2 separate regions of the Homo sapiens genome follow, and region 1 is linked to region 2. A link is a loop called in an ENCODE intact Hi-C map of the cell type or tissue named here. Cell type or tissue: body of pancreas. All regions are shown on one strand.

Region 1 (2,500 bases), 170 kb after region 2:
TCGGGCTTGGGCCGTTTCAGGATGAGACGGGAGATATGTTCCAGGCCTGGGCACGGGACAAGCAGTCCCCCGAAAATGCTGACCAGCTCCCGGTCTGCAGCGTGGGTGCCCAGGTGGGTGGTGGGTAGACGTCCTGGGGTGCCGACGGTTGACTGGTTCTGGGGAAGGGCCGCGCAGCCCTGGGGGATCCCTGCCCCACCCTGGACTGGACAGGACTTGGGAATGGGCTGGCAAAGCCACCCCTCAACCTGATGAAACCCCTTGGAGCACCCAGACCACATGCCTGAGGACAGGCTCAGACCCCAGGCTCTGGGGGTTCCCGGGGGACTACCAGAAGCCCCAAGTCACCCCATAAAAGCCTCCCAAGCCCCAGTGGCCAGACTCACACCCCACTTTCCAGACAGAAACCAAGGCTGGGATAGCTGCTGGCCACCAGCAGCCGCCCCACCCCCACCTGCAACACCAGCCCAGCTCAAGACAGGCCTGGGGCCTCCACCCTGGCAGGGCCCACGGAGGGCCCATGAGCCCCAACACTCTTGCCTCAGGGGGCCTGGGGGTGGGAGATGCCCCCTCCTCGTGTGCACGCTCACCTGCCCCTCCCTGAGCAGTGCATCAGCCAGCGCCAGGCTGGAGGTTGGAGGCCGCCACCCTTTTACTGGCTGGCTGGCAGGCAGGAGGCTGTGCTGGGGAGATGGGACACAGCTCCCTGCCCAAGGGCCAGCATGGCTGCTGGTGCCCCAAGATTCAGGCCAGGCCTGTCACTGGTGTCTTCGGTCCCTCTGGGCTCCACAGGGTAAAATCCCCTCAGAGCAGATTCCCCCCACTGCTGGGGCCCCACAAGTCCCACACACGCTCAGGCCATCCTGGGGAGAAGGCAGGCTCTGTCCTTCCCCGGCCTTCCAGAGGTAGCATCTCCGCTTAAAGTTCAAAACAGAACGCTGTCCGGAGGCTGCCAGCGCAGGACCTATCTTGGGAAGCTCTGCTGAGCCATTGGCTCCTGGTGCCTGCTGAGCTCTGACACCCACGCCCAGAGCCCCTCCCCAGCAGGCCAGGCACAGCGCACAGGGGAGCTGGACAGACTGGGTGCAGGAAGAGGGGTCACCCCTGTGCTCTGGGCCCCAGGATTGGGAGTACCGAGGCAGGGGCTGACTTGCTGGCTCTGACCACACAGCCCCTCGTGGCTGCAGGGAGCCAATAGGAGACCTGGGCACAGTGCCCAGCCTGGGTGTGGCTTCTGAGCAAAGCCAGCCCCAGAAGCAGCTTAGGGTGATAGGGGAGGCTTCCCAGGAGACCAGGAAGAGGCTTGGGGGTGGCAGCCAGCACAGCCCGGTGGAGGGCGGCCCGGAGACGCACCAGGGGACGGATGCATGAACCTGAGACGTGTGAGTCAAGTTGTGTGTGAGCCCGGGATGCATGGGAGCTGGGGTGCATGTGAGCAGGGGTACATGGGAGCTGGGGTGCGTGTGGGCCCGGGGTGCATGAGTGAGGGTGTGTGTGAGCCGGAGTGCATGTGGGCCCGGGGTGCGTGTAAGAGGGGGTGCGTGTGAGCCCGGGGTGCGTGTGAGCCCGGGGTGCGTGTGAGCCCGGGGTGCGTGTGAGGGGGGTGCGTGTGAGCCGGGGTGCGTGTGAGAGGGGGTGCGTGTGAGCCGGGGTGCATGTGAGCCCGGGGTGCGTGTGAAAGGGGGGGTGCGTGTGAGCCCGGGGTGCGTGTGAGCCCGGGGTGCGTGTGAAAGGGGGGGTGCGTGTGAGCCGGGGTGCACGTGAGCCAAGGTGCGTGTGGGCCAGGGTGTGTGTGAGTGGGGGTGTGTGTGAGCGGGGATGAGTGTGGGCTGGGGGTGGGTGTGTGAGCCTGGGTGCATGTGAGGGGATGCGTGTGACCTGGGGTGCGTGTGAGCCGGGGTGCATGTGAGCCCAGGGGTGCGTGTGAGCCAGGGCACGTGTGAGCCCGGGGGTGCGTGTGAGCCGGGGTGCATGTGTGCCGGGGGTGCAAGCTGTTGGTGTGAGCCCGGGGGTGCGTGAGAGCTGGGGTGCATGTGAGCGGGGATGCGTGTGACCCAGGGGTGCGTGTGAGCCGGGGTGCATGTGTGCCGGGGGTGCAAGCTGTTGGGGGTGTGAGCCCGGGGGTGCGTGAGAGCTGGGGTGCGTGTGAGCGGGGATGCGTGTGACCCAGGGGTGCATGGGAGCCGGGGGTGCATGGGAGCCCAGGATGCGAGCCGGGGGTGCGTGTGAGCGGGGGTGGGAGGCGAGGTGCATGCAAGCGGGGGTGCATGTGAGCCGGGGTGCGTGTGAGCGGGCGTGAATGTGAGCCAGGTGCATGGGAGCCTGGGGTGTGTGGGAACCGGGGTGCATGTGAGCGGAGGTCCGTGGGAGCCTGGGGTGCGTGGGAACTGGGTGAGCAGGGTGTGTGAGCGGGGTGCGTGTGGGCCGGAGTGCGTGTGAGCCGAAGTGCGTGTGAGCAGGGGTGCGTGTGAGCCGGGAGTGCATGTGAGCCTGGGGTGCA
Region 2 (2,500 bases):
ACATGGGAGGGGCCTCAGCCAGCAGAGTGTGGGGTCGGACAGACGGGCTGCAGGCCTGGGCCGCGGTGGGCCGGGAGGCAGGGGTGGGCGGCCGCCAAGCGTGCAGAAGGAACAGTGCGCACCTGCCGCCTCGTGCTCGTCCAGGGGCTGAGAGGCCGGGGGTGGCGGACCAACCCGCCCAGATGCCCATGCGCCTGGCCAAGGGATCAGCCGAGGGGAAGCACAGCCAGTCTGGGCAGGAACGCAGGAGTCTCCCGCTGGACTTCAGAGCTGGAGGCAGCCGACTTGGAGCCAGTGGACTCGGGGAACCTCCTGCGGGTGGGGCAGGGCGAGGGCGGCGGGGGGCGCAGGGGGTGCAGCAATGAGGCACCCACCCGGGGCAGTGAAGCCAGCCTGGCAGGGCTGAGGGCACCGAAACACAGGCCCGAGGTGTCTGTGCTACAGCGGGGACGGCCCCCAAGTGCCACCCCCCATCGGAAAGGTGGAGAAACTGAGTTGCAGGGGGCATTGCCCAGGGGAGACCGGTCACAGCTCTGCAGCCTCCAGAGGTGCTGGCCCAGGGGCAGGCAGCCAACTGCTCCTCCCGCTCAGAGCTCTCCCACCCCTCCCCCACCAGAGGCCAGCGAGGGCCCCATCCCAGGAACCACTGAGTTCCATGGCTGAGGGTTCGGTGTGCTGCGCACTCCTGCAGCAGGTGCTCTGAGCCCTGTGGATCATCCCTGGAAGGAATGGCGGGGGGCTGAGGACCATGACACCTACTGGGACCCCCAGGAGGGGGATGAGTGAGGGGGTAGGTGCTCGCCAGGCTCAGGGCCCAGCATGAGCCACCCCCACACCAGTCTGGAGTAAACTCAGCTTACACTGGGGATAAGCCAGGTGCAACCCATCAGAAAACGATCTCAAGGCCAAAGGGGACCACAGCCAAATATGTGTCCCACATAGCCAAGGTTGGCATTCTTCTTAAATCCAGTCACTCAAATACCCAACCTCCTGCCTGTGCCAGACAGGACTCACCCAGGCGGCCAAGGGGCAGGCAGCCTGGCTCCTCCCTGGACCGCGGTTAACACCATCTCCCAGCTGACAGGCCCCTGCCCCTGCGTCACCGGAGACACAGGTGTCCAGCGGTAATGGGGGCAGCATCAAGTAAGTCCCAGAAAGTGGGCAGAGCCTGGGGTGAGAGCACAGGTGAGGAGTGGCAGGAATGGGATCTCTGAGCTACATCTGGAAGGAGGTGCTGTGAGTGCCCTGCTAACCAATGGGCAGGGGCAAGGAGGGTCCCGGCCCCAAGAAGGGCCTGGAGAGGTCACGGGTCCTGCTCAGGTGCCGCACCACCACTCAGACATCGGGGGCTCGTGGGAGCCACAGGAAGGGTCATAGTCTCGGAGGCAGGGTCCGGGGAGTTACCCAGAGGTGGGAAAAGTCTCCCTCTGGGTACAGGGGGTGGGACGTGGGGGGTGTTGGCCCCACCCCAGCCTCTGGGAGTCAGGGTGGGACGTCCCCCGCTGCCCTGCCCTGGAGTCACCGTGACTGGGCTATCTGGATGTTTCTCTGACAACAGTGGCCTCAGTGCCAGGCCTGACATCAAGGCTGTCTCAAGGCTGACGTGCAGGAAAGCGGCCATGTTTAGAGCCCCGGAGCCACCGAGAGCAGGGAGAACCGGCTGTGGGGCCTTGGCGCAGACCCCTCAGGGAAACCAGGCGGCCAAGCTGGGGAGGCGGGCACAGCCCACTTTGTTGGCTCCGCCGCCAAGCCCCTGCCACCCGCACCAGCCCCTCCTAGCCCCACCCAGAAGCCCCAGGGATGAGTACCCTGCACACAGGGTGCCCGCCATCTGCCGAACCCCGAGGGGCTGACGGCTGAACTGGGACTGAGTGGACAAACGAGGGAGTGAACGAGAGCAGGGAAGGAAGCTGGGGCTCGTGAAGGACAGCATGGGAGGCCAAGCGCTTGGCTTGCTGTTGAGGCCTCGAGCCCCACGGGCCATGGACACTTCTCGCACGCCGAGTGTGTGCAGGGAAACGGGCGGAGCAGCCCTGAGCAGAGGTGAGCGGCGCCCTCAGGGACGACGGGGTAGCCCCACACCGACTGCGGGTCCCGTCCACACAGGTCTGGCTAACACCTCCTACACCAGCCCAGGCCTCCAGAGGCTGAAGGACTCTCCACAGACAGGTAAGAACACAGCGGCCACTGATCCTGCCGCCCAGACCACCCAGGCCCGGTGTGCAGGAGAGAGGGGCCCGGAGCCCAGGTCACCCCCAAGACACACACATCCAACACACATATATGCACCAACATGAACACACATGCACATACACCCAACACACACACATACCCAATATACACATGCACACACACCTGACACACGCATACACATGTACATGACACATGCATGAGCACACGTCACACACACACCCAACACTCTACACAGACACACAACCCAACACACATGCACACACACCCAACACACACAACCTACACACAAACACACCTGACAAACACA

What was found. Peaks named below come from ENCODE experiments on the same cell type or tissue, not always from the same donor. Only the 100,000 strongest peaks of a DNase experiment are listed, where the experiment ranks them.
Region 1: it touches region 2 in a loop (2.7-fold over the local background); 11 of 110 quality-filtered maps call a loop at or near these places.

What each region holds. Positions count from the first base shown.
Region 1 is chr11:858,551-861,050 of GRCh38, reverse strand. All of the region lies in intron 3 of TSPAN4 (tetraspanin 4), which reads right to left. Among named protein-coding and RNA genes, the nearest start is that of TSPAN4, 17 kb to the right of the region's middle. RefSeq lists enhancers at 1-525, 526-1,058, 1,059-1,592, 1,593-2,126. In body of pancreas, no CTCF peak of the experiment used is centred here; a DNase peak (open chromatin) is centred at 1,220.
Region 2 is chr11:1,032,682-1,035,181 of GRCh38, reverse strand. It overlaps MUC6 (mucin 6, oligomeric mucus/gel-forming (gene/pseudogene)), which reads left to right. Exons shown (of 33, transcript NM_005961.3): 2 at 2,107-2,169. Among named protein-coding and RNA genes, the nearest start is that of MUC6, 2.8 kb to the left of the region's middle. In body of pancreas, no CTCF peak of the experiment used is centred here; DNase peaks (open chromatin) are centred at 151, 581, 951 and 1,571; H3K27ac peaks cover 2,167 bases.